Linked DNA regions of Mus musculus: all the other regions are linked to region 1. The links are chromatin loops, found by intact Hi-C in ENCODE. Cell type or tissue: left cerebral cortex. All regions are shown on one strand. Each heading gives the region's core, and the rest is flanking DNA. Links, peaks and the distances in the headings are about the cores only.

What was found. A loop is a pair of places that touch in the nucleus more often than their neighbours do. Peaks named below come from ENCODE experiments on the same cell type or tissue, not always from the same donor. Only the 100,000 strongest peaks of a DNase experiment are listed, where the experiment ranks them.
Region 2: a loop joins it to region 1, with 3 times the contacts of the local background. A loop is called at or near these places in 28 of 42 quality-filtered maps.
Region 3: it touches region 1 in a loop (6-fold over the local background); 12 of 42 quality-filtered maps call a loop at or near these places.
Region 4: a loop joins it to region 1, with 16 times the contacts of the local background. A loop is called at or near these places in 25 of 42 quality-filtered maps.

The regions. Positions count from the first base shown.
Region 1 is chr7:109,025,100-109,032,770 of GRCm38, reverse strand. It overlaps Tub (tubby bipartite transcription factor), which reads right to left. Exons shown (of 12, transcript NM_021885.4): 6 at 7,045-7,163; 7 at 5,984-6,181; 8 at 5,656-5,768; 9 at 4,901-5,018; 10 at 3,411-3,509; 11 at 3,046-3,217; 12 at 1-2,647. The coding sequence ends at 2,514. Among named protein-coding and RNA genes, the nearest start is that of Tub, 18 kb to the right of the region's middle. In left cerebral cortex, for the core only: a CTCF peak has its summit at 4,340 (motif pointing right); DNase peaks (open chromatin) are centred at 4,394, 4,875 and 5,612; H3K27ac peaks cover 1,248 bases.
Region 2 is chr7:108,946,935-108,954,605 of GRCm38, reverse strand. It overlaps Gm39067 (a long non-coding RNA gene), which reads left to right. Exons shown (of 2, transcript XR_869864.3): 1 at 1-116; 2 at 271-447. Among named protein-coding and RNA genes, the nearest start is that of Gm39067, 3.9 kb to the left of the region's middle. In left cerebral cortex, for the core only: no CTCF peak of the experiment used is centred there; DNase peaks (open chromatin) are centred at 3,379, 3,755, 4,071 and 5,055; H3K4me3 peaks cover 1,949 bases; H3K27ac peaks cover 1,726 bases.
Region 3 is chr7:108,938,523-108,946,193 of GRCm38, reverse strand. Eif3f (eukaryotic translation initiation factor 3, subunit F) reads right to left here. Exons shown (of 8, transcript NM_025344.2): 4 at 7,648-7,671; 5 at 5,913-6,004; 6 at 5,414-5,550; 7 at 5,187-5,300; 8 at 4,252-4,733. The coding sequence ends at 4,656. Among named protein-coding and RNA genes, the nearest start is that of Eif3f, 7.9 kb to the right of the region's middle. In left cerebral cortex, for the core only: a CTCF peak has its summit at 2,002 (motif pointing left); DNase peaks (open chromatin) are centred at 1,993 and 4,435.
Region 4 is chr7:108,809,954-108,817,624 of GRCm38, reverse strand. No RefSeq gene overlaps it. Among named protein-coding and RNA genes, the nearest start is that of Olfr514, 12 kb to the left of the region's middle. In left cerebral cortex, for the core only: a CTCF peak has its summit at 2,622 (motif pointing left); a DNase peak (open chromatin) is centred at 2,600.

The DNA of each region.
Region 1 (7,671 bases), core at 1,732-6,731:
TAACATCACCACTCTGCAGAAGAACTGGTTTGGAGCAGAGGGTGGAGAGTGTTAGGGTGTGGAGCCGGTAGCATACAGAGGAGCTGCCTAAGGTTCCAGCTGCCCTGCACTCTTACAGACTAGGCTGCTCTTCTCACCAATTTGCTACCCAGCCAAGGACCAAAAAGAAGAGGGGATGAGGGGTAAGGGATCTTCCTGTGGGAGAGGCTAACCCAGGTGATCCCGGGGCCCTGGTATCTGAAGTCCATTAGCCTGTGTTCACAGCGCCAGTGGTCAAGAAAAGGCATTATCACCAGGAGCTGAGTCTTAAAATCTGACCTTGTGAGGCTGGTCTTGTCACTCAGGGCCCGACAGAGGGGTTTGTGCTGAGGCTGCTCCTTTCCACAGTGGGCTACAAAGTTCAGCCTATTTCCTGGTGCTACCAACTTTATATTCAAATAGCCAAGAACCCTCTTTTTTGTGTGTGGTAAAGCAGAGAGCAGAGTCCAAGAGTTTTCCATTGTGCTTCCAGTTCCGCTCTTAACCACCAGGGTCCCCTCCACTCATGAGATTCCAGAAATCAGCCTGTTCAACCTTAAACTTGTCAACCCAGAGAAACAGCCTGACTAGACTAAAGCTCTGGTTTCTATCACCTCTAATGTCAGGAGATTTCTCCCTATAAAGTCAGGGAGGGAGGGCAGACACAGAACTATGGGAAGGAGATGGCACTGTAATCTTTCATCAGGAGATAGGCCAGCCCCAGCATGGAAGTCCTACTGCCCTCTAGAAACTAGACTGTAAACAAAGGCTACCTCGCTGAGGGTTCTCTGATGGCAATGTATGGCTCAGGTGTGTCAGAACCTGCTGCAGCAGGTGTGCCTTTCGTCGAGTGTCCAACCTGGGAAATCTAGAGCTTTCTTAAAGTACTACTTCCATTTACATCAATCCAGCCTCCTTACCTGCATAGCCTCTTCATATCTAAAGCATGACCCACATATTCAAAGCATGACTCTACATGACTCTACTTTTTAAACTTCTACTTAGCGTTTCCAAACATATCTATTTCAAAGCAAAAAGCAATGTCTAAATGCTCTTTGCTTCCCTCTGGTGTCTCAGCTCCAAGAAGCTTCTCACAGATGGCACACAGGCAAGAGCTTGGAGTTCCCAAGCCCACCAGATGAGTGGTGCCATCCCAATGGAGGGCGTGTCCAAGCCCAGCCCCAGAACCCTTGGGCTGCCTGTCACACAGACACAAAGTGTGCAGTGGTCCTGCTAAGGTCTGTGCACAGCTCGAAGTCCTCATAGAGGAGCCAGGCACAGGCCACATCAGATCAGAATGGTGTGCAAAAACTCAGACAACTTTCAACAGGGAACTGCCTGATTCCCTACTGAAAGGTTTCCAACCTTATACATTAACTCGGAGGGGTTTCATCTCTGGAACTGGGAAGAGAAAGGACATGCAGAATAGACCCTAGCAGGTCAGAGAGTCTAGTTTCTGGGCAACAGTAGGAACAAAAGAATTTGAGGTTCTCAACTCTGCCATTAACCAGTGAGGTAACCAAGAGACATGTGCCCTATACTCAGGGATCAGCATTGCTGTTGGTGAACCACACAGAGGTCCGCTACCTCTGAGCTCTTGTGGCCCTAAAATATCCTCTGCTCCCCTCACCCTGCGCCATCCCCCTAAGCATGGCACACAGCCCTCACTGATCATGGCATGCTGGCAATAATGGGAGCTGAGTCTTCCCAGAGAGGACATTCTTCCTGAAGCATACCATTACTTGAATGGTGACCTAGATCCTGTGTGTGTGTCATAGGTGTTGTGCTGGGGCTGCTGAGAGCCCTGATGTAGGGAGTCTACTGGATGACTCCTATCATCCCCATCCACTCAGATATTTGGCCTTGAGAGCTGGGTTCTTACGTGTGCAAGCACTGGGCAAATCTGTAGCAACAAATGAGCTAGCATTCTAAGCCTCCAGCTAATACACATGGCCAGGCCCCTGCAATCCTAGCAGGGACCTGCCACGCACCTATCCCTACCACTCCTAACCCCCTTTGGGCCTAATGGGCCCTTTTGAAGTGGGAGTGCTTTCTGCTGACCACCAGAGCTTTTTCTACATACAGCTTGAGTGCCCTGTACATACACACACACTCACTGTACCCCTGCTTCCCGGGACACCCACTGTCTCTGACTCGTAGGCTGAGTGGATGGCTGAGCCACAGCAGCCAGGCTTGTGCTTCCTCTCCCTCTGTACCTCCAGGTGAAGAGGCTTTCCGGTGTGATAACACCACTGCAGCAGGGGACTGACCCAGGACTGGGCATGTGTGTTGACCTTGGGGCACAGAAATATTCTTCTCCTGTCATACCCATTTGCTGTCCCCCCTGCTTCAGCAGCAGAGGCAGAGCAGCCAGTCTCTGGTTGGTAAGGCCAGAAAGCCCATAGAGGGCCTATGAACAGAGGGTAGGCAGGGCTGTCTTGGCAGGCAGGCAAGCTCCACTCCGGACTGGGCCACCTAAAGGCAGTGGGGGGCCTCTACTCGCAGGCCAGCTTGCTGTCAAAGCTGGACAGAGCAATGGCAAAGGCCTGCAGTGCACACAGTGGGTAGTTGTAATCCATGGTGAACACATCTTCTGCTACCCGGCCAAACTGCATGACGATGTAGTCCGCTGTGGCATGCACAAGCAAGAATGGTGGAGACAGGGAGACCAGGTAAGACATGGGCCACAAGAGGGAAGGAGAAAGCAGAAATGCCAAAGAGATCGAAAGGATGAACAAAACAAAGGTTCAAGAGAAACATTATGAAGCAAGAGGGTGAAGGGGGGAGATGCACACAGACAGCAGGGCCCAGGAGAGAAAAGACATCCATTTAAAGGGTATTCCCAAGCCCCAGACATGCAGGGCACTAGGGGCAGGACTCTAGATCACTACAGTTAGAAAGTTCTAACAAAAGCCATATACCCACATCCCATCACTGGCTGATATGGACCAGATCAGGGGATTGGGGGTGGGGTGGGGGCTGGGCACCATGCGTACAACATCAAAAACAGGGAGTGGCAACACTCACGGTCATTGCCGTGGATGATCTGGAAGTTCTTCACAGAAGCCTGTGTGACACGGCCGTGGAAGTTAAGTACATAGGACTGTGTGTCATCATTCCAGACTGGCGTCTTGTTCTGCAGCTCAATGATGCTCTCCGTGTTCTTGTTCTGCCAGCGTGCTAACAGGGTCTCATGTTCCTGGTGGGGTGTGGGGAGCTCACTTGAGCCAGACCCAAGACTTGGCATCATAACCCCCCCAAGGGATCTCTCCCAGGAATGAGGCTTCTTAGGGATCCCTGGACTTCCAGGGTTTCTCAAATTACACCTTGATGGGATTCTTAGAAGCCCGTACAGAGGCTGGAGCCTAGGGAAGCGTTCGATAGAGACTCACATTGCGGGGGCGGATACAGACTCTCTCATGAACCATGTTCATGCCTGGGACGATCACACTCATCTTCCGAGGTCCCTTGAAGCCTAGGACATTTGTCTCCTGGGAAAACAAGAGAATTCAGTACAAGTGTTTACCCATGGAGAGCCTGAACCAGGGAGGTAAAGATGAAGAATAAAATGTCTGCAACATCTACATTTGATGGTCTAATAGTCACCTCTAAATCTAGCACAGGCCAGACTGGTCCCATGTATACCCCAGCTTGCTCCAGTCAGTGGCCGGTCAGCAGTTCAGGTCAGAGTGAGAACAGTGTCCTCACTCAAGTGCACTAGAGTCACACAAACGTCACTCTCTCACCTCATTTCTAACCTAGCCACAGCTTCTGTCAGCTATCCATTCATGTTACACCAGCATCTAAGACCACCAGACAGCCACTAATGCAACCCCTTCTTTCTGCCCTGATCTCCCCCCCCCCCCAACATCTCAGCACAGTAGCCCTTGCAGTGTTAAAGGAGGTTTTCTTCTCCCTGCTGGAGCTGGTGTTCTGTGGTCAGGGCCTTATGTGATTTGGCCCCTACTCCTTAGTTTTCTTGCTATCTTAACTCTCTCTTCTGCAAGCACTCTGCCATCCACAGACATGCACACAGCTGATTTTCACTTCTGATCTTTTCTCAGGAGTTACCTTGGCAAGACCCTCTCTGCCGTCACTCCTACGGGTCTACACACACCTTCACATATACCCATACCTCTACTTGATTTTTCATTCTGAACACTGATCAAGAACGTGCCTATTTCATTTACATACGTTTTATGGCTTGTCTCTCACTAAAGATTAAAATGCCATAGGGTCTTACTGTTTCTGTTTACTATGTCCTAAGTCCAGCCAACACTACCATGAATTTAGACGGTCTCAGGCTGCTTCTCTAAAACTGACCAGCAGATGGCACTATGAGATCATCCAAAGTAACTGCAGAGTCTTAATTGTCCCTAAGAAGTGTCCCCGGTATATCTTCCTTTTAAAAGGAAGAAACCAAGTGTGAACAGAGAATGTTCTTCTATTTATACCCCAATCTTGTTCCTGTTGGTATAATGTTGGCAATTGCCCCAACTCCAAGCTTCCGTTTCCAGACCACGGAGGGAACAGAATCTCTTTTCTGAAACAATTCTGAAAGGCCTCGTACCAACGCAGTGCCTGGCAATGCAGCTGCAGCAGCGAGCTGTGGGTCAAGTACAGAAAGGAACCCAGGCCTCTACTTCCTCCTGTCCAGGAGCCTCCTGGGTCAGGCCACAAGGATGGTTCCCAGAGCTCCCTAGGCAGTTAGCCTGCTGTGACCTGAACCCTGAAGACAGGTTAAGGTCTAGTCCCACACAGGGTCACTCTACAGAAGACAGCCCGTTAGACACAGTCTTGACTACCCATCATGGTAAATGGGGCAGCCCCCAGTCAGGCACCTTGCCCTGGATTCATATCTGCTTAGGAACTAAGGACTCACATAGCACACCGCTGCCAGCTCCTGGCGCAAGGTTCCGCTTTCCAGCGTGGAAGAGGATGCCTTCTGAGGGTTGACGCCATTGTCATAAACGGTGAACTTGGTGCCCATCAGGTTGGACCTGAAGGAAAGGTACACACCCAACAGGCTTACATACCTCTTCCCATGGCACAGGACAGCGCCTTCTCTTCCAAGGAGCCTACACAGCATTCATGGCATGGGCCAGGCCAGACCTGGGAACACAGTGGAAGTACTCCACAAGCTGTTAACTCAAAGGGTTGACTTTCATTTCAGTGAGGAAAATCCAGGGAGTCAGTGTTCATGGGTTTCTCAGAGGGGACAATGGCACTGCTTTTTCTACAAAGTAAGCAGTGTGGCATCTAGGAGGCCTGAGAGCATTCTGCACCTCACGGAGAATGTCTGTCTGTCCTGCCCAGGTTGTGTCCAGCTTACGTTACTCATGTCTTTACTTATTCTTCCTCAATGAGACCTCACTCAGGGCCTCCCCTTCTCACCTCCTCAGGGCTTCTTTGCAGGCCTCTCCCTTGGCTCTGACCAGGGACCCGAAGCAACTCCTCCACTGGGGCCTATATCATTGGCAACACCCTGGTTTGACTTGTCACTCACGCTGGGCCTACTACCCAACACCCTGGAGCAGCCTGGTCCTGTCTGACTCAAGGCTGGGAAGACTCCTTCAGAGATATCAGAAGACTTGCTCGTCCCCTCCCTCCCTCGCCTTCCTGGGAGAACACTGGTACCGCAATTTCCCGATATAGCTATCGCCTCCCCGAGACAAGTCTGTTGGGTCCACAGAGATGAGGTAATTGGAAGTTTTACTCTTCTTTCTCTTCCTGCCCGCCAGGAGGAACACCTTAAAGAGTAGAGTAAGGCAAAGTAACATTACCCATCCGGCCTCTTTGCCCTGCACCCTCCCCCATGTACACACACAAGCACTGGCAAGCCCCTAAGCCCACACAAAACGCTTACTTCTCTGGAGAACCAAGAGGTCAGCCTCAGAGCTGAGCTCCCCTCCTATTCTAGCCTTCCGGCCTTCAAACTGAAAATACATGCCCGGAGGAACCTCACCTTCTTGCCATCCTCACGGTCTAGGTGCAGAAAGTAGGTGGGGTACATGCCGCGGTCCATCCCCTTCTTGTCCCGAGTGATGCGGCATTTGATGGTGATCCCTTGTGGGGCTGGCCTCAGTGCAAACTCCTCTAGATCCTGGACCTCAATATCCACTGGTGGCTCTGGGGCGGCTGGGCTGGGGGCTGAAGCTGCCTCCTGTGGAAAGGGAGAGTAGAAACCCAAATCAAAAGGACACTATGCGCGTGATTGGTGGTCTAGGACAAAAGTCTGCCTCCCGAGTCAGTGAGGGGAAGGAGGGGATCAGGTCGGCGTCCCTGGGATGTGGGTGTGGCCATCCTGCTCCAGGGTCGGCAGCTATCTTCTAGCCCATCCCTTTCCTCAGTAGTTCCTGAGTGGAGTCAGGGATAAGGGCAGGTTCTCAGGAGGTCATCCTGCCCAAGGCCAGCTCTTCCCATACCCTAGCCCCTTGACCTTGCTGAAGAGATAGGAAGTACAGCAGAAAAGCAGAAGAACCCAGCTAGTGAAACTCCACACAGACACCAAGCCCAAGGAAAACTAGCACCGTATGATGTTGTCGTCACACAGACAGCAAGCCCAAGGAAACCTAGCACCGTATGATGTCACATACATGAACTACTTCATGTCCTAGTTTATTGACTTGACACAGCAGAGAGGGGTGGGGGTGGGGTGCCAAAAGGTGTTCATGCCCAGATCAAACTGGCCTGTGGCCATGTTTATGACGGATGGTCATGATGTGAGAGGACCCAGCCCACTGTGGGCGGCACCATCCGTAGGTGGGTGGAGTCCAGCTATGTAAGAAAGCTATCAGAGCATGAACCTGGCACTGAGCTAGCAAGCAGTGTTCCTACACAGGTTCTACTTGAGCTCCCTCGATGATGGACTGTGACCTGACAGTGCAAGCCAAGGGACCCTTTCCTCTCCCGGATGCTTCTGGTCTGTGTTTATCACAACAGAAAACAAACCAGACCACCGCCTACTGGCAGAGCTAACTACTGACGGCAGCCCCCTAGCAGGGATGTAGGTTCCTCCTCACTCACCCGGATGGACTTTCTGCTAGTGGCAGAACTAGGGCGGGTGTTGCTGTTTAGCTGGGAGGAGCTGGAGCTGTTTTCATCCTCATCCTCGTCCTCGTCAAAGCTCATGCTGCTGGAGATGCCTACGGTGAGCAGAGTACAGGTAGGGATGAGCACACACACGGTTTATAGTGGGAATACAGGTGATCCCGTGTGGATGCACATTCAGCCACTGACTCACCTACATCCAGACACTCACAGGGATACCCATCTGCACATACCCTCACAGAGCTGTAAGGACTCCCACTCATCCAGACACATACAAGGACACGGGTTCTCTCTGGTGCACACATGAACTGGGGCTCGTCACGATTCTCCTAGGAATACATCCCCACCACCCAATTTCAGCTCAGCCCCTACCTCACACCTCTTCTTCACTTGCAGTTACATCATCCCTATCTCTTGTGTATCAAAGCCTAAGCTAAGCTGAGCCTGCCCAGGAAAGCTGCACTTCTGACGAGAGGCCATGGATGGCAGAGACCACAGACTTGGGCTCAGTCTGTGGGTGGGTCTGACTCTGCTTCCCCGAGCTTGCCCTGAGCCTGTCCCAGCTGTCCTGCCTGACCCTGAATGTCCCTCTGAGTGGCCTTA
Region 2 (7,671 bases), core at 2,079-7,078, 79 kb after region 1:
GAATGGCTCTGTGTGAAAGAAGGCATTGTGACGGCATATATTGAGTGATGACACATATAAAATTCTAGGACATATCATCAAGTCAAATCAGTGGCTCTCTGAGGATGACTCATGAGGTACAGAATTTGGGGGAAGAACGATGAGTAAGGACTACCTGCTTGCTCAGCAACACTCTAGCCACAATCTGACCTTACAACCTCTCAGTGCTGCCCCCTAGGGGACACTCTTCCCCATTCACCAAAGGATTCATTCTCTTGCTCTTCCCCACAGGACCGATTGAAGTATCACCTTGCCAGGAAGCTGCCTCACACTGCACGGTGGAACACTTCCCTTTTCCACCTGCCTGCACAATCAGCCCCTGTTCATATTTTTCTTCTCTGCACTTATACAAGTTGCTTGGTATTTGCCCACATCTATCTCAGTCCCACTAGTCAGCAAGCACTATGAGACTGGGGCCCTGTTTTGTCGGCTGTGTCATTCCCAGTTTCTAGAACACTGCCTGGCATTAGTGCTAAAAAAATATTTAATGAGTGGATTACTTTAAAAGACTGATACTGTTATCTATTTTGTAACTGGGGGCCACACCCCCTGTCACATAACTAGTAATTGGTGGAGCTGGGCTTTTTAGCCAGATCATGCCAAAAGTTCTATAGAGTTATTTCACTTTGACTCAGAGTCTAAAAGGCTAAACCAGTGAACAGCTTACTGTCAAAGAAGGCATTCAAAGTGATCTGTGAGAACAGAAGACAATTCAATAGCCAGAGTCTAAAGCTAGCAACCCTGCTTCCAGGTGTCTGTGGTAATCAAATACTCAGACATGAGACATGAAGGAAAGTTCTATACAAACATGGATGTTTACTATAGAATTATTTATAACAGTAAAAATAAAAAGGAAGCAACAACAACGAAAGTCCCCCAAATGGAGTGACTTTAGGGATTGGAAATTACATGAAATTAGAAAATAACAGGAGGTCATTCGTGGCATGATCAGTCTTTCTAAGGAGCCAGAAGAGACAAGGCCACTTGCTTAGCATCTGAGACTAGGGCTCCCAGTCTGGTCAGGTGACACAGGACGGCAATCATAGCTTCTCAGGAGGCTAAGACAGGGGAGCTGAAAAAATGTGAGGCCTGCACAGTGAAGAGTTCAAGGGCAGCCCTGTGAGACCCTGACTCAGAGTAAACTTAAAAGGAGGCCTGGAGGTATTCATACCTCAGTGGTACAGCACCTGCCCAGTACACATAGGGCCCTGGGTTCAATCCCTAGTTACTGCTGTACCACAAACAAATGAGTGCGAAGGTCTTGAGTATGATGAAAGTGTCAAGAGCTGTCATGGCCACCAGAAGTGAAGCTAGCCACGGAGAAGTAAAAGAGATCCACACACAATGTAGGTATCCCACCTGAGAAACCTTGTGCCACAACATGAACAAGCCTAAGAAAACACGTGGAGAGAGACACACAGCTGCTCTGGCTTTCCCAGCCTTGGTACCAGTTGAGTCGCAAGCCTGGCCTGGAAAAACTGAGCCCAAGCCAGAGCTCAAGAACTGTCCACGAAGAACAGTTTACGCATGGAGGTCAGAGTAAGTCAGCTGAATTATAGAACTCCCACTTCCCCTTTTCTGAGGGCTATATGCAGCACAGACTAGCCCAAAACTCATTCTATATGCTCACGAACTCTTTATCTTCCTGCCTCTACCTCCCGAGTGCTGGGACTACATGTGTGTACTCCCATGCTTGTTTTATGTAGTGCTGGGATTGAACCAGGACCTCCAGCAAGACTGGTAAATACTCTAACAACTGAGCTACCTCCTTAGCCCAGAGTTTAATTTTTAATATCTGTATGCTTTGTACACATGTTGTTTAATATTTTAACAGCAATGTGAGGTTGCGTGATCTTTTTGCATTTAATATTTATGTTTTGAAAGCCAAACAGAGGTGGTTGCTATAGACCAGGGGCTCCAGAGAACAGCCCAACCAGTGGTTTTACACCTGGGAACTTTTACACAAACAAAGTCCAGCGTCCTAATAGCCTTATCTAGGTAATTCAGACATTGGCTGGGGATTCTATTTTCTTTACAAAACTCCCAAGATATTGAGGATATCTGGGTGACAAGAAAAGACGACGTTTGGAGACAGGACCCCAGAAATGTTTTCATTTCATGGCCTAAAAAGGAGAATAACAATCTCCTACGCAGCTAGTGAAAAATCAGGGTTTCCGAGGACAGTTATGTGCTAACTAATAAAAGAGCAACAGCAGTGACTACTGTGCCCCAGGGAAGTTCTTTGAAGTTAGTTAGCTGGAGCCATGATTTGAATCCTGGTTGTCTAACTCCAGAATCTCTGATTTGTTTGTATAGGAGCAAAACCCCACCTTTAGTTACTACTAAAGGTTAGCATAGCTTTAAACTCTTCTATATTTTCATTAGGCATTTGGCATATGCTACTATCTGTCTCTACCCAACTGTAGACAGTGGAGCCATTTGGGGGATGGTTCTATGATCTTTAAGTCCTTACCCCCAGGGCTCTAGTTTTTTCTAGACAGAACACTGCCGTTCAGAAGAGCAGTTTCACTGAAGTGAGAGGTGGGGGTCAGCAGGTTAATAGGGCTGTGCTGAGGACAGAGAATTAAAAGTGTCCTGGACCAGCGGAGGCCTAGGATGCAAAGAAAGAGATGCATCAGGTGCTACCACCAGGAGAGAAAGTTGACAAACCTGTAGTTCTGCCAGCTAAGGGGAGACAAAGGGGATCACCACAGGGAAGACCCTAGGAGAGAGAGAGTTCCTCTGGGAATTAGCCTTGGGAAGGCGAGAACGGTTCCTCTGAATTTTAGAAAAACAAGCACTGTCAAAGACACAGCAAGGGTTTCCCGGGGGAAGCGAAGCAGGCAAAAGGAAGAGCAATGGGGCGGGGAGACCAGTTAAAGAAGTTTCTTCCAGCCTTCACTGCTGAAAGTCAGGGATCTGAAAATTCACTCCAGGATCCTGGAGATTTACACAGGGCTTAGAACTTAAAAAACGAAAACAACAACAACAACAACAACAACAACAACAACAACAGCAGCAGCAGCAGCAGCAGCAACAACAAAAACTATTATCTGCATGGTTTCCTTTTTAAATGGGGAGTGGGGTTCATTTAATACGCAAAAAAGAAATCAAAATGATAGAACGGATATAGTCTCTGAATAAATCTACTCTGCTTTATCACTAACTCATTTGCTGTCCTTGTTTTTCTCATTTCGCCAGGAAGTATGATTCCTTCCTCCAGGACCAGTGCGTGGGGAGCGCGGCTCCAAGCCGCCCACGCTGGCAGCCGCTTGCCATCATCGCGGGGTGTGCGCGGAGCCTGACACCCCCGCTGGAGCCTAGAGCCGCTCCTGCGCTTCGACACCCTGCTCCGGGCTAAGATCCCGCCAGCCGGGCAGAGCAGGAACCGACTTCCAGGTGCAAGTCTTGCCAGTCCGATTCGGGACAAACCAGGTCACCCACTGATTGTCGGCTGGACACACCGCGGCAGCGCGGGGCCGGTACGGCCTTTCCTGGGTTCTAGCGCCCACCTGCACCGCGAAGTGGTAGTCCGAGGATCTCGGTACCCACACACCCTCCTCCCATCGTTCTGTCCCTCAGGTGTTAGGATGCCCGCGCCTGAGCTCTGACTCTGGATATCCGAGGCCATGGGTACCCCGGGTCCCGGATGCCTGCGGATGCTGGTGCGTGAATTCATGCTGGTAGCTCTGGGCGCTCACGCCCGCATCTTCTTTGAGCACGCGCGTTAGCGGCACCCACGCGGAGCCAACCCGAGGTACCGGGAGAAGCTCATCTTCCCAGCACGCTCCTTACCTGTCGTAGCTCCAGCGGCTGTAGGACAGGGTGCGGTGGCTGCTCACTCCCTCCATCGCGGTCCTGGACTGGGCTTGGGGCTCCACGGGCGGCGGCTGCGCGGGGCTCGGTGCTCGCTCACTCGCGGCGGGCCCGGCTGGGGCGCGGGCGGAGGACTGTACCATTCGCCCCCCCGGGGGTGACCCCCTCCTGTCTCCGCCAATGGCGAGGGCGCACGGGCTGCGGGGACCCGGACCCGAGGGGGGTCCCCTCCCCTGCGCGCCTGTCCCGCGGGGGCGCGGCTGCGGCAACTAGACTGCTTATTTATTTATTTCCGATGTGTGCTCCTCGTTGCCATGGCAACCGCTCCATCTTTTCCGGCGTCGGTAAAGCACCGCTGATTTTAAACCTTACCAGGACAGAGATGGCTAAGAGGTTGCGCTTTCTGCTTGCTTGGGGAATCCCGGATGCGCTCTCCCTCTTCTGCAGAGATGTGCCGGCTCCACCCTCAACAGAAAAACCTCTGTGATTTCCTTGATTCCTGAGTTCTCCTGGTCCATGTCTTCCCAGCACAGAACTCTTGGAGCAAAGTTACTCTTCAATCACAATGTCTCTTTCTTTGCTTGCAGGGAATGGAAATCCACTCCTGCTGCCATCTTCCCTCACTGTATTTCCCAGGCCCACAATCTAGTTCTTTTGGCTCTCATTATGATTCACAGAGCCAGAGAACCAAGGTCTGTTAACACTCCCATTTCTAGAGCATCTCTTTCTGTTTATGTTCCTTTGTGCTTTTTTTTTTTTTCATTAACACCACAAATCCTTTGGAAAATTGGCTCATCCGAATAGGATCAAAGGGAGTGCACACAGATTTTCCTTCTCAACAAGGGGAATATCTGAGATTTTGTATAACTGTGCTTCAAAACTGTCAGGTTCCTCCTGTAGAAAGCTGACACAATGACAAAGGTCAAGGGTCCTTTCTTTGGGGCCTTGCTAGGCAATCCCACCGGCCTGGCTGAGAACTCTGTGCTGATGTCCAGGGTACAGCCTTCTCTAGAGCTGAATCAGGACACCTAGCTTTGAACTTGTTTTCAAGATCTATCTGATTTGCAGCCAGGGAAGGCTAAGTGGAGGGACCACTGAGATAGAGCAGATGCAAAAGGGGTGACTAGGGCCTGCCTGTCTTCCAGGCTACTCTGTCCCTCCCCCCACCTTGGACTTCTGGCTGCTGGGGTTTACAGGTATAATCTTCTTGCAGAGGTCAAAGAGGCCTAAGAAGGACTTTTCAGTGCAGCTGTTGTGGGAAGTCTGAGCTAACTTCCATCCAGGTCAGGGTCGGGGAGGGGCCCACATTCATTCTCTGCAGGCAGAGTGCGGGAGGGAAGGCAGGGTTTGTGTGAGCCCTACTAATGCTTGGAGTCTTAACCCAGTGCCTTTCAGGAGTGGCAGCCAGCAGTGCACCTGTTGCATTCAGCCTGCATATGTGGTTTTCCTGAACATTTTTACATCGAATAAATTGACAACACTTAAATACCTGGATAGGGCTAGGGAGATGTTGTCAGTCAAGTGCTTGCACTGCAAACATGGAGACGAGTTTAATACTGAAAATGAGGATGTGACCACTCTAAGGTATGGTTGGGGAGGTTTTTATTATATATATGTGAGGGAGAGTGCAGCCAGAGTCCAGACTGAACTGGGCCAAGAGAGGGCGGGGGGGGGGAGAGAAAAGGGGGGGAGGGGGAGGGACAAGGAAAAGAGAGGGTCAAGAGATAGGACCAGGAGCCAAGTGAGGAGGACCAAAAGAGCAAAGAGGACAAGAGAGCAGAGAGCTTGGCCCAAAGGGCAGGATTATGATAGAACAAGAAGCTGGGGGAAGGAAAGCCCCTGCCCTGATGAGATCTCAGGTAGGGAGTGGGTGAGAGTTGCTGAGAGGCAGCAAGGACTCTGTGAGTCTAGATGCTAGTGTGTGCTTTGGTATGCTAATGAGCACCACAGCCAGCCTTTTGTCCCAAAGTTTCTTTGGGCTTTGGGACCTAACAGATCCCAAGATGACATACACACCACACACACACACACACACACACACACACACACACACACACACACACACACACTCTCACCTAGTGGCCTCACTTGTAACTCCAGCTCTGGGGAGGATCCCTGGGGGCTAGCCTACTTGGCTAGTTCTATGTTAGTGAGAGACATTGTCTCAAAACCAAAGTGGATGGCTCACGAGGAAGCACACTCAAGGCTGATCTCTGGTCTACACACACACACACACACACACACACACACACACACACACACACACACATACACACATGCATGAACACAAACGCATACATACAACTGGGAGATATGATTTATCTTGCTTTAGTCCCTTGAATACTAAGAGAATGTGAGAAATCTGGGGCTGAAGAGAAGTAGCTACCCCTCGAACCGGGATCAGAGAGCACACCACTCTCCTGTAGACCTCGGGCCACACTCAGCCAGGTTCTCACTACCAACTTACCTGGTCCCTGTTGCTTTTGAAGTTGCCATCCTTGTTCAGTTAAGTCATGTCTATAACCACTGACATTTCCAAGCTGACTACCAGAGTTGTCAGAACCAAGGTTTATCAAGGCCAGGCACTTAGCATGTACTGCATACATGAAGCAGACATGTAGCCAGCAGAGCTCACAGACTTTTGAAGACTGAGTCCTGTACAGGATCCCCTTTGATGGTGAGACTTCTGATATGCTCATACCTCGGAAACGGTGTATTAAGGTTCAAAAATGAATTCATTACACTATGTGAGGTCTTGATTTATTATTTGGGCAGAAGTAAGTTCATTTTTCTGGGAATCTGTGAGCTCTTCCACATACAATGCAAAGGCCTTTGCCCTTGTGTGTTGTAAGACCAGCCCCAAATAAGTCTTTTTTTCCCAAATAGCATGATGGAATGGTATCAGGATCTCCCTCAAGGGAGGGGTCCTGCCCCATACAGCACCATCATCCCACTGAAAACCAGACTGGATCAGAAACAGCAGACAGAGTGGCTTCCTGAGACTGTCACTGGCCACTGTCTGTCAGGCCCCTTCAGCTAGCCTTGGTAAGACCACTGGGTTATTTCCCCAGGAAACCAACTAGCTGCTACTGTTTGAATCCCATAGCTCTAGGGGACTATAGCAGGTGTACTGAGCTCCCAGACCTGACACTCAAGAAACAGAACCAAGCTCAAGGCCTGTGAGGAAGACTATATTCTATATATCACTTAGGGAGTTCTAGACTAGCCTGGAGGAATTGCTTAGCAAGGCCCAGAGAACGTATCTTTCTTTGGCTTTTATCAGGGTCAGCATTCTGCAGGAAGGGAATGTGGCAGTTTTGAAGTATACTTGTAAAACCTTGGCTATTTCTCTTTTTGAGAGGAAGTTCTATGTGAACTCCCCTTGAGCCTGTAGGCCACATGACTCTTGAGGTGAAGGAAAATAAGGCCCTTTGGTATTCCTAGTGTTTGTTTGCTGACTGGAGCCTTAAGCTACCATGTTGGAAGCAAAACCACTGAGACCTCTATGCTTTGAGGATGCCTAGAAATGCAAGGATAAGGAGAGGGAATATACATATGCTTCACTTGACAGTTCCAGCTGAGCCCAGCCTTTAACCCACTACAGCTAGGCACCAGACCTAAGAGTGAAAAGGCTTTCACGAGATTACAACCCCCAGTTCTTAAAATCATCCCAGCCGCCTAGTCTTCCCAGTTGAGCACTGGATCTCATAAAGACCAGTCATCCTTATTCAGGGTATCTTTCTTGCCTTGCCTCACAAGCATTATGAAGTGGTGGTTGTTTTATGTCAGACAGCTTGGCTAACCCTTCATCCAGGG
Region 3 (7,671 bases), core at 54-5,053, 85 kb after region 1:
TGGTGGTTGGAATACATTTGGCAGATGGTTCCAGAGAACCTAAAACCTATTTAATGTCTAACTTTGAGGGTGGTGGCGGTGGTGTTACTGGAGACTGAACCCAGTGTTTTGTGCATGTTAGGAACATGCTCTGTCATTAAGCTACATCCCCAGCCCTCCACTTGACTTCTAAATGTAGACTTAAGCATGAAAATGATCTTTAATAAGTTCCAACTAAGGTGCCAGCTGCTCCAGTTCGAGTAAGTTAAGTCTGATAGTGCCCGAGGTTCTAGATTAGATAACAGATAAGCTCTGGAAAGTTGTGTTTGAAGGCTAGGCCTTACTGTGTGTAGTAGAGAAGTAGTTGGACTTGGAAACAGAATTCATGGTTGAGTCACTGGGCCCCGGAAAGCATAACACTGAGCTATCAAGACACAGGACTAACATTGCCTGCTGTAATTTCGGATATCCGACCATTAAGTTGGTGATGTATATTGACCAGTTAACCAGCCACAGACCACTAGTTCACTGCATGACAAAGGTGATATCTAAACTATAACTACACTACTCTCAATTGTAGCTGCTTCTCTAAGTCCTCAGGTGAGTGGGGAGGGACACCCTCTCAGGGTTAGTATACTTGGCCATCAACTTTGTAAGTAGGGAAACAATCTGAGGTAAGAATCCACATATTGGGCTGGAGAGATGGCTTAGCAGTTAAGAGCACTGACTGCTCTTCCAGAGATCCTGAGTTCAATTCCCAGGTGGCTCACAACCATGTGTAATAGGATCTGATGACCTTTTCAGGTGTGTCTGAAAATAGATACAGTGTATTCATATACATAAAATAATTCTTAAAAAAAAAAAGAATTGGGCTGGTGAGATGGCTCAGTGGGTAAGAGCACCTGACTGCTCTTCCGAAGGTCCAAAGTTCAAATCCCAGCAACCACATGGTGGCTCACAACCATCCGTAACAAGATCTGACTCCCTTTTCTGGTGTGTCTGAAGACAGCTACAGTGTACTTACATATAGTAATAAATAAATTAAACAAAACAAAACAAAAAAAAAACACAAGGCTTTGACGCAGTCCTTTAAAAAAAAAAAGAATTGACATGTTAAATTGGGCAATGAAGAATAATTTGACTGGCCGACGAGAGGCCTGCATACACTAGATTAAAAATAGTCTAGGTTAAAGGAATGTGAGTGGACTATTGGAACTGGTACCAGGTGGTCTAGGTCTTTCTCATGTTAGAGGCCACAGGAAGCATCTACTGTCAAAAAGATGCTCAGTGACCTATTTCTAGATGCACAGATCTCCTTGCATACATACAATTTTGCTCAAGGCTTTGTTGCATGTGCTTTTTCAGTGGTCCCAAAGTATGATCTCTATCCAAATGTTTTTATATCCAAACTGTTGGCTTATATTTTCAGTTAACTCCAACCTCAACCTCAATCTATCCCTTACATTCTCAATAAAGCAATTTTACCAGGATCTCAAGACCTCAGACCTCCAGTCTCTAGAATGTGGCAAAAGTCTCATACTTACTGCCCTAAACTCTAGTGTCATCTACAAGGGCTAGGTTCTTTAATAAGGGTTCCAAAGCCATATACTAGCTCCACACTTCTCCTTGCTCAGACATTTCTCACTGGTGTAGTCAGGGCTAGGCTGGAGCTAGCCCTGCACATATCAGCCTCTGGATTTTCTACATAGAGGGGCCTAGGTTGTAATACACATTGTGGTCTGGTTGGAAGGGGAGAGGGCCCTACATTTACATTTTTTCCATTTCAAGTTCTCAAGTAGCTTACATGCCTACTTGGAGTGTTTTAGGGGTGAGGATAGGATAACATTCTTTGGTGTCATCATTCTATGGCTCCCAGGTGGCTAAAAGAAGTGTGTCCTGGAGCCTTGGCCACTTATTTTGCACTGTCTTGGCATTTTTTTCTGGGTAACCTTAGACAACTGCTTGGGCACTGATAAAGGATAGCCAGAGTTCTGAATTTTGTAAGCATGCCCTCTAGTGGTCACGACTGAGAAAGCCCAATAAAACACGCAGCTGGTCATATACAGGCAGGACTAAGGTCATGAGGATGGAGAGATCTGGGGACAGATGCAACCAGAGAGAGGAAAAAAAAAGATCATTTTGAGACATATGGACCAAGATGAACCATACTAATCATCAAAGAACAAGCATGTATATATAATTCATAGCCTAGATGCCACCACAACTGCTTTCCCTCCTGGGAGAGAGCACAGCAGGCCAGAGTGTGCGTTACTGAGTGTGGGTCCAATACAAGAGAGCAGTAAATACACTTTCACCGATATTATAGGCATTATCATATTTTCATGTACAGCATGAGTATCGATTACAGATCCCACCTTATCTATTTCTCATTTTATCTTTTAGACCTCTACCAATACATAGGGAACTGTCTCATTCTTAACTGCACAGTATTGTATTTTATGAGCATGTCATAAAATCTTATTTATGCACTATTTTGCTAAAATCAAATCAGTCCTTCTATAGGATGTATGTATGTTTACACATATGCCTATGAATTTTGGAGTTAAAATTTTGTGATTTTGGTAAATATAAATTCAAAATGCTGCAACATAGTTATCTACCTGCTGGAGATAAATGTTCATTGTTTCTTTCTCTGGCCACTACTACAAGCCATTCACAGAAGAGAAAACGTGATAAAATGGCATCCTATGAGATCAGGCATATTTAAATGTTTATTTTTTTGTATAGATAAGTGGACTGTTTGTATCCCTATACCTAGCAGATAATTGGCCTTTACAAAACAGGTTGTGGGACCAGGTGTGGTGGTGCACGCCTTTGATCTCAGCATTTTTCTAAGGCTGAGGCGTGGGTGTGTGTGTGTCTGAGTTTGAGGCCAACCCAGTCTACACAGTGAGTTTCAAGACAGCCAGAGCAAATAGTAATACCGTCTTGAAAAGCCAAAAATCAAACAAACAAAAAACCCCAAACCAAAACAAACTGGCTGTGGGAGTTCCCGTACAAGAACAGTAGTCTCTGGTAGGAATTTCAAATATTTCCCCGCTTTGTATTTGTACTGTTTGTATTTAGTTTCACAGGGTTACAGAATCTCGATCTCTGAGAAGAATAGCTCAGGATTCTCAGTGCTTAGGAAGTTCCTCCTCGTGGATTAAGAACAGGCCACTGGAGTGTCCTGCTTTTGAGTCAGTATATCTATCTGCTGTGGTCACAGTTCAGAGACAGGCATAGTACTCTCTGCAGAAATTGTTTTGGAAGGCATTTATATTTTTCCATATTAACAGTTAGAAACAGCCTGCCCATATCAAAGTATCTTTGCATTTGACTAGTATTGTGACTAATACATAATTTACTTTAAGAAACGTTTCACTCTTATCTGGGAATATGCTCTTTAGGAATTGCTGCCGGTGTTTCTCATTAGCATTCTACTTGCAGTTGGGTTTTTGAATAGGACCTGATGCTGCTCAGGCAAGTGTCTCGCTTATACACAGATGAGGATTAGCTTCAATTCCCGATTCTCTGGCTCCCTTCTTCCCTGTTGGGATTACAGGTGTGCTATCACACCCTATTTTCTGGGGTGCTGGGGACTGAGCTCCATATGCCCTAGGCATTCTACAGTTACAATCCCAGACTTCTCAGCATTTTAGTGTTCTTCCATCGTATCAACTAGTCAACATACAAAAACAAAACGCCTCTTTTCTACATTATTTTCAATGCATTTTTCTCTCATTTAAAAATGTCTATCAAGTTTGGAATCAATCTAGGTGATAATGAAAAATACTATACTAATACCATCAATTCATACTTGTCTCTAGACCCATTAACCTGCCGCCCACCTCCGCACTAGTCCAGTCACTCACCTGCATTGTTTCTACTTGCTGGCCTCCCTGTGCCTCTAAGGCGACCAGCCACTAACTGTGATTTCAGTGTTTAAGTTTACCATCCTTTGGCGTTTTGGTTTGTGTAGGCACATGCATATCTTACACGTGTCTGTACTACAATAGCTTTCCAGACTGAACAGTCTGGTGAAGCAGCTATTCCTCACCATGAAGGTTTTCTGCTCCTGTGGATCCATGGGTCCCAGGACTGAGGTGTGTGCCCATCCTCTATCCTGTTGCAGCTCACTAGCACATCTCTAGGTCCTTCCACACTGCACAAGGCAAATCTCTTGACTGCCATTCCAGGTAAGATGTTATGGAAGAAAAAGGGAGAAAAAGAAAGAAAAAACCAAACCAAACCAAAAACTGAAACAATCTTGGAGATTCCATTTGCTATTATCCTAAGTTAGAAGAAGAAAAAAGTATCACTGTAAACCACTGTGCCAAGAAAAAGCTGCTTGGTGTGGGGCTGGGTGACACTACCGCAGCCTAGGCTGTGGGAGCAGCCACTGTGGGTGAGTCATGCCAACATAACCAGCTTCTCCCCACAGTGCCCACTCCCTGGCTTCCGTGCGAGTTCAGGAACATGCTTCTTTCTCCTGGCCGACAATAAACTCGCATCAGATAAAGTTCATTTACAAAAGGTAAGCTATGTTTATTTGGAGTCACAAGCAGCTGACTGAGTCACCGTGACTCAAGACCACAAAGAAACCCTTTGCCTCCACTTCGGTCTCAGCCCTGTGGTGAAAACCTCGACCAGCACAAGTGCCTCTTGGGGCTCATTCACAGGTTTACAAGTTTCTCGTTGAGGGCAATCTGTGACTGGGTGAGATTGGCCAGGTAGGTCACCATCAGCAGGTCCTGGAAGTCAAAGGATAAGCAGTGAGAGGCTGAGTGCAACAGTGACAGAAAGGCTGGCTAGCCAGCTCCACCATGGACATTGGCTGCGAAGAGTCCTGGATAAATGCTGGTGAGGCAGACTGAACAAGGGTTGGAGGTAGAAGCCAGGAAGGGAATGTGCATGACTGCTATCCTCTCTGATTCTCATAGATGGGGGACTGCAGTATAGCCCTGTGCAGTATAGGGTATGTGCCCTGGGGAACACAGATGGGGAAAAGTAGGAACTGACTTTGTTAAACTGATTTTATCAAGTCTTCTAACTGAGTCTAGTTAACAAGTCATGGCAATACCAGTAGTACTTCAGTCAAGCCATTAGGAAGTGGAGTCGCCCTGAACATACTATACTGCCTCCAACTTGGACGACATAGCAGAAGTCCCTCCACCCAGCTCTCAGGGTGCAGCCACGGAACTCACATTGATGTTGCTGTTGAGCATGGTCTCAAAGTCATCAGGAACTATCTTGGGTACTTGGTTGACAAGGCTCATCAAGAAGCGGCCCACCGTGTTGTCAGCAGACACTTTCCCAGACTGAGCACAGAACAAAGACTCAATGAGGCACTGTCCTGTCAGGTACTGTCATGTCACCAGCAGACGGAGCAGGGATGCCCACCCTCCCTTGCTTTTCCCTCCCCAATTCTCACCAGCACATCCTCAGCATACTGTAATACAGTGCTTAGAGCATCCTGGATGCGAGCTGAGGCCCCTCCCACTTGTTGTAAGTCACTTGAGAGTCCAATCACCCGGTTGGGGCTAAAACACGTCTTCATGATGAGGTCAACTGTGGGAGTGTGGGACAGGCAGTAAGAGACAACACAGAAAGCTTAGTCATGACAAGAGGAAAGAGGTCTCTAGCCACCTACTAACTCCCTCCATGCCTTCTGGAAGCAGTCAGTTCCCCAAAATCCCTGCTCTCCCTGACTGACTACCTGCTTGCTAACTATTGGTTCTGGCCTCATATGGATGACTATATGGCCCGGGACACTGACAATTCCCCACCCTGAACAAACCTTCAACTTTCAGTCAGCATGAACCTTGAGTGTGTTCTTTAAGCTACCCAGGGCTTCCATCTTTGTCAGAAACAGCTCCTCTCTTGAATAATCCTAGGGTCTCCAAGTGTGTACAGCAGGGAAGGAAACTCACCTCCAATGCGTTCAGTGTCATAATACGCGTACTTCACTGTGAGAGGTGTGAACATCACTCCCATGGTCCTCCCAGGGACACCCATTAAAGTGCTGGGGAAGAAGGAGAAAATTAATCGACCATCGCCCCTGGGAGCAGTTTCCTTGTGTAGACTAGGCTGGGAAAGCAGTCAAAGTTAGTGTCTTCCTCTTGAGAAGGCCGGGACTGTCCCAGAGTTATCTTGTGAGCAAACTTTCCTTTTCCTCTTTGGCTTGGAAAGGTACAGGATGACTTCACACACCATAATGCCAGTGAGGATGACAGGACTCTGGATGCTCCTGGCTGGCCAGACACTCCCATTTCCAGGGAAACCAGACACACCAGAACATTCTTTTCTGGGCCTGTGCTTTTGCTTTTCTTTCTTTTTTTTTGTCTTTTTCGAGACAGGGTTTCTCTGTGTAGCCTTGGTTGTCCTGGAACTCACGCTGTAGACCAGGGTGGCCTCGAACTCAGAAATCCACCTGCCTCTGCCTCCCAAGTGCTGGGATCAAAGGTGTGCGCCACCACACGGGCCTGCGCTTTTCATTACCATGAAAACGCCAAACTAATTCATGTCCCAAACCACTAGATTGGGCGCTAGAAGTAACTCAATAAAATTGTGCTTATTTCAACCCTGCATTTTCATCTGGATTTTGAAGAAAATGAATTTGTAGAGACTAGCAAGGACATGAAGGTAAGGGCCCAGTGCACAGTAATAGGCTCAAGTTATAGTAATAAGCTCTTCTTTCCTCAGATGCTAAAGCCTTCCCCAGCAAGCCCTGACAAATGGTGGTGTAGCTGGCAGCAAGTTTTATGTATCAACACTGCTATGTTACTGTTCAAAAGTATACTTATTTCTAGCTTAAAAGATGTGTTCCCAACAATGCTAGCATCTTCTAGTCTATAAATACTGTGCTTAGTCCTAGGAATAATGAATGCACTAACTAGGGTTTGTAGTAGCTTGACATAAGCTAGGCGATTCCTCTGTTGGATTGGCCTACAGGCAAGTCTGTGAGGCATTTTCTTGACCGATGTGGGTGTACCACCCCTGGGTAGGTGGTCCTAAGTGGAATTAGAAAGCAGTCTGAGCAAGCCAGGGGAGCACAGAGGTACGTGCAGCATCACCATGGTTCTGCTCCAGGCTCCCGCCCTGACTTCCCCCAATGTAGACTGGGATCTGTAGGCTGACATAAGCCTTCTCCTTCCCAAGTTGGTGTTGGTCTGTGTTTTATCACAGTAATAGAGAGCAAACCAAGCTGTGCAGTGGTGGTGCATGCTTTTAATCCCAGCACTTGGGAGGCGGAGCCTGGTCCGAGGCCAGCCTGGTCTACTGAGTGAGTTCCAGGTCAGTCTGGGCTATACAGAGAAACCCTGTCTCCAAAAACAAAACAAAACAAAACAAAACAAAACAGAACGCAAACCAAGACAATGAAAAACTAATGATAATTCAGAAAAGCAACAAATACAGGCTCAGAAGAACCTGATAAACACATCATGTGTGGGTTAACTGTTCCAGAAGATGATGCTAAAGGCACTTCCATTTGGAATGGTTCCAAACAACAAATACTCCAGTGTAAGCAGGACCAGTGAGTGAGTGTGAGTTATGGGGTCCGACTTCACTTTAGAAACTTCTCTAATGACAGCTGTTAAAAGAGGAATAAAGTTCCTGAAGAGAAACTAAGCGGCAGGATTAGACCTGAGCGTGCCCAGGGCTCACCTGACATAGGCCTTGATGCTCATG
Region 4 (7,671 bases), core at 730-5,729, 210 kb after region 1:
ATTATTTAATTATTTTAATTTCCTTTATTCTTGAATCATTTTTTTGTGTTCAATCTTTTTAAGAATGAATGGACATTTTTCAACAATGTTTCAATTTCCAGGATTTAGAGATATAAATAAAAATTCTTTTGTTTAAGCCATCCACTCTGCAATGTGTCACATTATACTATCCCATGGAAACCAGTGTATCCATATTTTTAAAAGTATTTAATATCATTACTCTTCATACATAATATTTATTAAGGAAGCCCTTTTGTAAACCTATGACTTAAAGCCAACTGAACAATTACTATTTTTAATCTGTAAATGTATTTATTGACCGTATGTTTTGTCTAGGTTTTGATCCCTACTGTGTTTGCTGACAACACAAGCTCTTATAATTTGAAATTTTGATCTTTTTTATTTCTTTGAATGTATCTGTCATTATTGTTTCCGTTCTGATTATTCTGACAGAATGGAATGGCAAAATGTGGCTTCCTTGCTGCTCCAGAATGGTGACCAGGCTCCCATCTCACTAGTGACATTGTCGGGGAGGATCCCTCACACAACCATGAACTGGTTTTGTCACTTGTCTCTTTAACTTCATCCATGCCCTTACAGCCTATTAAAGTAGAGGCCCAACGCAATTACATTTTTGTTGTTGTCCCACGAATAAACACCTGTAAAGTCATTCTGCTAATGTTCCATCCTAGGTTGTGTTCTGTTCACTATTATCCCACAAGCTTAACAAATTGAGCACAATGGGTTTGTCCTGTGAAGAGACAATTTTAATGATCGTAAAATGACTTGTATGGATAGACACTGTTCTAGGCCCTAGGAAAGCAAGATAAGAAAGATAGTCTAATGAGAGGAACTTATTTAAAACAAATGAAAGATTTGTTTACATGTATTAACAATTATTATAATTGTTACGAAGGAAACAGAGGATGCTGTGATGTAGTAACAATAAGGCCTTATCTCCTTGACTCCTGGGAGAAAATGAGCTTTTAAACCTTTTGAATGAGGCTTCAAGACTGATAGAAAAGCCAGAATGGGGCACTAAACAGAGGACCTATACAGCAGGAAGAAAGGCACAGGGCTTAAGGGTCTTGATGTGAAATTTTACAGGAAAGGAAAATCTGTAGATGTCATGGAGAGGTGGAATGGAGAGGTGAGCAGAAGAGATTCTATAAAAACTCATGGACAGTGAGAATGCCAAGTTTCGCCTAGTAGCCACTGTTGAATAACAGAAGGCTTTCAGACAAGGAGAGACAGGACCATATTTCAACTTTTGGTATATTCTGTGTGCTGAGTAATTGATAGGATGAAGGAATGGAAATAAGCAAGGAAGAGTCAATGCTACCCAGGCAGGACTGATGGTGGCTCAAGCTAGGAGAGATGAGAGTGTTTCCATGCTTAAGTAAGAATTCCAACTGACTTAACCTGATTGGGGATTGTATGCAGAAGCAGATAGGAGAAAAAGAAGTGTCAGGAATAAGTCTACACTTCAGGTTGGAGGTTCTCATTACTGAGATATGAAATGGATGGGAAAGAATCCTTGTGAGGAGTTGAAATCCAGTTTGGAGTAAACAACACTTAAAATGCTTGCTTACAATCAATGAGATTTATTAGCCAGGCTAAGAATTGTGACCAGGAGCGGTACAGGGAGACAGCGTTATAGGGCAAAAACAGGGGAGGGATGCAGGCTCTAGGAAGGTGATTTTAAATATACCACAGATACTGTTTATTATGTGAATTTTACAATAAAAGGAAAAGATGGGTAGAACTAAATGCAGAATGGTGAGTGTTTTTTTTTCTCTTCAAGAAGTTATTATTCCCACTTCTAGTAAAAGAGAGAAAATGGGTACCAGTAGAAACAGGTTGACTATTAGCTTCATAATTTGCCCAGAAATGATCCACAAACACATGTTATCTCTGCTATTTACCATGAAGTGTAAAATTGGAGGTAGAAGGAAAGTTTCCTCATTAGTTCCTATCATTTGAAAGATTTTGTGTTCTACTTCAGGAAGCTGTGCATGCACATGTACACACACACACACACACACACACACACACACACACACACACACACACGAGATTATTATAAAAAGGATTTAGGTATGCTACAAATATATAGTTATTTTGTGTATAATTTTAAATAATGGAAGTGTAAAAATAGGGTCCACTATGTAAGACTGAATTAAATTACTGCATAGGTTGCAGTCTTTCCGAAAAATCTAATAAAGAAGAAAGAGTGAATGCATTTAACACAGGGCTTGTGCCGATGTTTTCTGGGTAAAAGGTGAATATGAGTGGATAGATTTGTATACAAATAATGGGGAGAAAAGAGTCCTGTGAAACTACAGTTTCTAAACATTGATCTGCTTAGATTAGAAGACCAGAGGACACAGTATTAAAACAAAGAAAATGAGTTTAGGAAAACTGTCAGAAGGGAGCTTCTAGGTTCTATGTTAGAGGCCAGACTGGTCTATATAGGGAGTTCCAGGAGAGCCAAGAGTAAAAGTGAGACTTTGTTTAATAAGACAAGCAATCCCCAAGAACAACAATATCAACAAACAAAACCAAAACAGTTCTGATCAAGTCTGGTATGGCAGTAGATGGATCGAATTCACACTGCCACCTGGTGGTTCAAGAATGTAATTGATGTACGCTGTTCTGAAAGTCCATAAAATTAAACTTGGTCATGCCTTCAACATTTATTTATTTATTTATTTATTTATTTATTTATTTATTTATTTATTCATGCATTCATTCATTCATCTATTATTAGCTATTATCTTTATTTACATTTCAAATACTATCCCAAAAGTTCCCTATACCCTCCTCCCACCCTGCTCCCCTACCCACCCACTCCCACTTCCTGGCCCTGGCATTCCCCTGTACTGGGATTTATAAAGTTTGCAAGACCAAGGGGCCTCTCTTCCCAATGATGGCCGACTAGGCCATCTTCTGCTACATATGCAGCTAGAGACACGAGCTCTGGGGTTACTGGTTTGAAATAATTGGATCAACTACACCGGTTCCAGACATAAAAAAAATTTGGCAGGTGAAAAATTCAGAGGCAAATCTTACGTTCTTAGTAGGTGTTAGGCTTAAGACCAGAATGGCTGGCACAATCTTCACTTTGCCATCTCCTTTCCAAGTCTCTTGTCTTTCATCACCATTATCTCCATCACCACCACCATTAGCATTACTAACATCATCAGCATCATCAGCATCACCATACCTATTATTACCACAGCCATCACCATCATCATAATATTATCACAAGTGCTGAATACTCCATCAATGGGTGATGACACTAATTTTGAAGATTATGGGAACCTTGGAAAGAAGGACCTAACTGGAATAAACAGGTGTGCGTGTGTTTGTGTGTGTGAAGGACATATTTTTCTCTCCTCTGTGCGTTCAGGCCTCTTTATCATGCCTTCCTTTTCATGGATTAAAATACCTGACACTGAGATGAAAGACATCCTCGAGTTGTTTCCTCAAGCAGTTCTATTGTATTTTGTCACAACAAAATAAGGTCTAAAAAAACATAGGGAATTTGGTACTGAGAGATGTAGTTAGATGTGTGACTTTCTGATCATGTGGTTCACAAGCCATTGGAACTGGTTTGTGCAAGGCATTTGGAAAAATCTGAAAGGATGGGCTAGAATTCTGTTGCTACAGAAGTGCTAGAATTCTGGGAGCATATCTTAGTGGGGGTCATACAGTATGAATATGAAATATCTCTCAGGGCAGTGTTTGGGCCCTGAGTCCTCAGTTATTATTTTGTGAAGGCATAGGTTCTAGCTGACCTAAGCCACTAGAGATGAGGTTTGAGCATATAGCCTGGCCCTGTTAGTGCAAGACTCTGATTTCTTTGTTGGTACCATATGAAAAGCCATGGACTAAGCTGCTTCAGCCTTCATGCCTTCTCTGCTGGGAAACAGTGGTACAAATAGACGACTTCTTAAAATGGCCTCTGTCAGGCATTTTATTACAGTGAGGATAGAAATAATTGAAACAGAAAATAGGTACTGGCAAGTGGGGTTGTTGCGCTGTGGTAAACCTGATCATGTTGTTAGCAAACCATTGCAGATGGTTTGTGTGAAGAATGTGGAACTATTTGGAGATGGGATCTATAGAAGCCCCAGCACATTGTAAGCCATTCTGCTGGGCATTCAGAAAGCCAGTATGCCAACAGAAGTGCCAGCAAAGGCCAGGCTCAGAATGGTTCAGAGGCAGAAACAATGCTTTTGGGAATAGCTAGAGGGCATACATATGACATTCTGGCAAAGAATCTGGCTGTATTCTGCTCATATTCTGTATATCTGAGTGAGGCTGGCCGATCACAAAAATAATGAACTAGTTTACTTAGTGGAGTAAATTTCAAGAGCAGCATAGTATTTACAGTGTGAAATGGTTATTATTTTTTGCCCTTGGCCAGATTTATAGTGAGCAAAATATAGTAGAATGATCTGACAAATATGCAGTTTGCTGAGGAAAGAAGTTTTCATCCCTTAACATTGGAGATAAAGCAGATGCAGACAAAAGTGTCACTGTGGTTAAAGAGATTAGAGCCAGTAATGAGAGACCATGCTCCTCACTTCATACTAAACAATAGGGGAGCTGTCTATTGTCTTGAGGACAAGAACCTCTAATAGAAAAGGATCCAGAATATGAAACTGAACACCTATTTGAAAGTTTACCCTTTAAAAGAGAGTGCCTAAGAAAATAAAGCCCACAAGGTGCCTGACTCTAGAAACATACTCACATTAAGTCTACTGCAGATGTGGTAAAAGAGGGCCAAGCAGAATTTTTCATGACTTATATAGTGATTGTACGTATGACATATATTATACACAAATATTTATATATAGTATATATTTAAATATATGATTTTATATGTTTACACATAACGTATAACAACATATAGCATATAATATAAAATATAAATATAAAGTATCAAATATATAAAATATAATACACAATGCATAATATATAGTATAATGCATAATGTATAAAATACTATATGATATATAGTATATAGTATATATAATATATAATAAATATGCATAACAAATATATAATTTATAATCTATAGCATAAAACATTTAACACATAATATATAGCAAAATAGATAACATATAATATATAGTACATAGTTTATAATATGTAACATGTGATATGTTATATATAGCATATAGTATATAATACATAGCATATAGTATATAATATATAACACAATGCATAACATATAACATATAGCAAACAACATATAATGTATAACTCATAATGCATAATGTATAGGTATAGCATATATAATATACAATAAATTTAAGTATTATATATTTATATATGATGATATATGATTTATATAGTGTTTTATATAGTCATGATTTATATAGCACTGTTGTACAAGAACAAAGAATGAAAGAGCGAGGAGCCATCGTGGTTCCCGGATCCCTCGGAGACTAGTCTGCTCAGGTGAGAGTGGACTGCAGAGGCTGACATCTTTTGGGACAGGCAGAGGCCACACAGCTTCTGGGGCTGACCCCATTTTGGGCTCCAGGCATCCGGACACCTTCCTTGCCAGAGGAGAGGTGTCTGCCCCGCCCAGGAGGGCTTTGCCAGAGCACCTGGGGGAGCTGTCTCTGGACAAGGATCTCTCAGAGACTAGACTGTGTAGGTGAGAGTGCCGACTACGGAAGCTGCACAGCTTCTGGGACAGGCAGAAGCCACATAGCTTCTGGGGCAGACCCCATTTCGGGCTCCAGACTTCCAGGAACCTCCCCTGCCAGAGGAGAGGTGTCCGCTCTGCCTGGGAGGGCTTTTCCAGAGCACCTGGGGGAGCCATCTTGGTTCCCAGGTCCCTCAGAGACAAGCTGGGATGGGTAGAAGTCACACAGCTTCTGGGGCAGACCCCTTTTCAGGCTTCAGACATCTGGGCACCTTTCCTGCCAGAGGAGAGGTGTCCGCCCCCTCGGGAGGGCTTTGCCAGAGCACCTGGGAGAGCAGACTCTGGTCCGCAATCTCTCAGAGACTAGACTGTGTAGGTGAGAGTGCCGACTACAGAAGCTGCACAGCTTCTGGGACAGGCAGAAGCGGCATGGCTTCTGGGACAGGCCCTGTTTTGGGTCTTCATCTTCTGCCAGGAGGCAGGTCCAAAGGCCAGATATCTGTGCACTTTCCCTGCAAGTAGAGAGCTTGCCTGCAGAGAGTACTCTGACCACTGAAACTCAGGAGAGAGCTAGTCTCCCAGGTCTGCTGATAGAGGCTAAGAGACTCACAGGAGGAACTAGCTCTAACCAGAGACAACTATAACAACTAACTCCAGAGATTAAGGGTGGCTAAGGCAAATGTAAGAATCTTACTAACAGAAACCATCATCAGAACCCAGTACTCACACCTCAGCCAGTCCTGGATACCCCAACACACCTGAAAAGCTAGACCCGGATTTAAAAGCATATCTCATGATGATGGTAGAGGACATCAAGTAGGACTTTAATAACTCACTTAAAGAAATACAGGAGAACACTGCTAAACAGGTAGAAGACCTTAAAGAGGAAGCACAAAAATCCCTTAAAGTATTGTAAAAAAAACATGACCAAACAGGTGATGGAATTGAATAAAACCATCTAAGACCTAAAAAGGGAAGTAGACACTATAAAGAAAGTCCAAAGTGAGGCAATGCTGGAGATAGAAAAACTAGGAAAGAAAACTGGAACTATAGATGCAAGCATCAGCAACAGAGATAGAAGAGAGAATCTCAGGTGCAGAAGAGTCCATAGAGAACATGGGCACAACAATCAAAGAAAATACAAAATGCAAAAAGATCCTAAGTCAAAACATCTAGGAAATCCAGGACACAATGAGAAGACCAAACCTATAGATCATAGGAGTAGATGAGAATGAAGATTTTCAACTTAAAGGACTAGCAAATATCTTCAACAAAATTATAGAAGAAAACTTCCCAAACCTAAAGAATGACATGCCCATGAACATACAAGAAGACTACAGAACTCCAAATAGACTGGACCAGGAAAGAAATTCCTCCCAACACATAATAATCAGAACAACAAATGCACTAAGTAAAGATAGAATATTAAAAGTAGTAAGGGAAAAAGGTCAAATAACATATACAGGCAGAGCAATTAGAATTACACAAGACTTTTCACTAGAGACTATGAAAGCCAGAAGATCCAGGACAGATGTTATACAGACACTAAGAGAACACAAATGCCAACCCAGGCTACTATACCCAGCCAAACTTTCAACTACAATAAATGGAGAAACCAAAGTATTACATGACAAAACCAAATTCATACAATATCTTTCCACAAATCCAGCCCTTCAAAGGATAATAACAGAAAAAAAAAAAACAAGGATGGAAACTACGCCCTAGAAAAAGCAAGAAAGTAATCCTTCAACAAACCTAAAAGAAGACAGCCACAAGAAGAGAATGCCAACTCTAACAACAAAAATAATAGGAAGCAACAATTACTTTACCTTAATATGTCTTAATATCAATGGACTCAATTCCCCACTAAAAAGACATAGACTAACAGACTGGCTACACAAACAGGACCCAACATTTTGCTACTTACAAGAAACCCATCTCAAGGAAAAAGACAGACACTACCTCAGAGTGAAAGGCTGGAAAACAGTTTTCCAAGCAAATGGTCT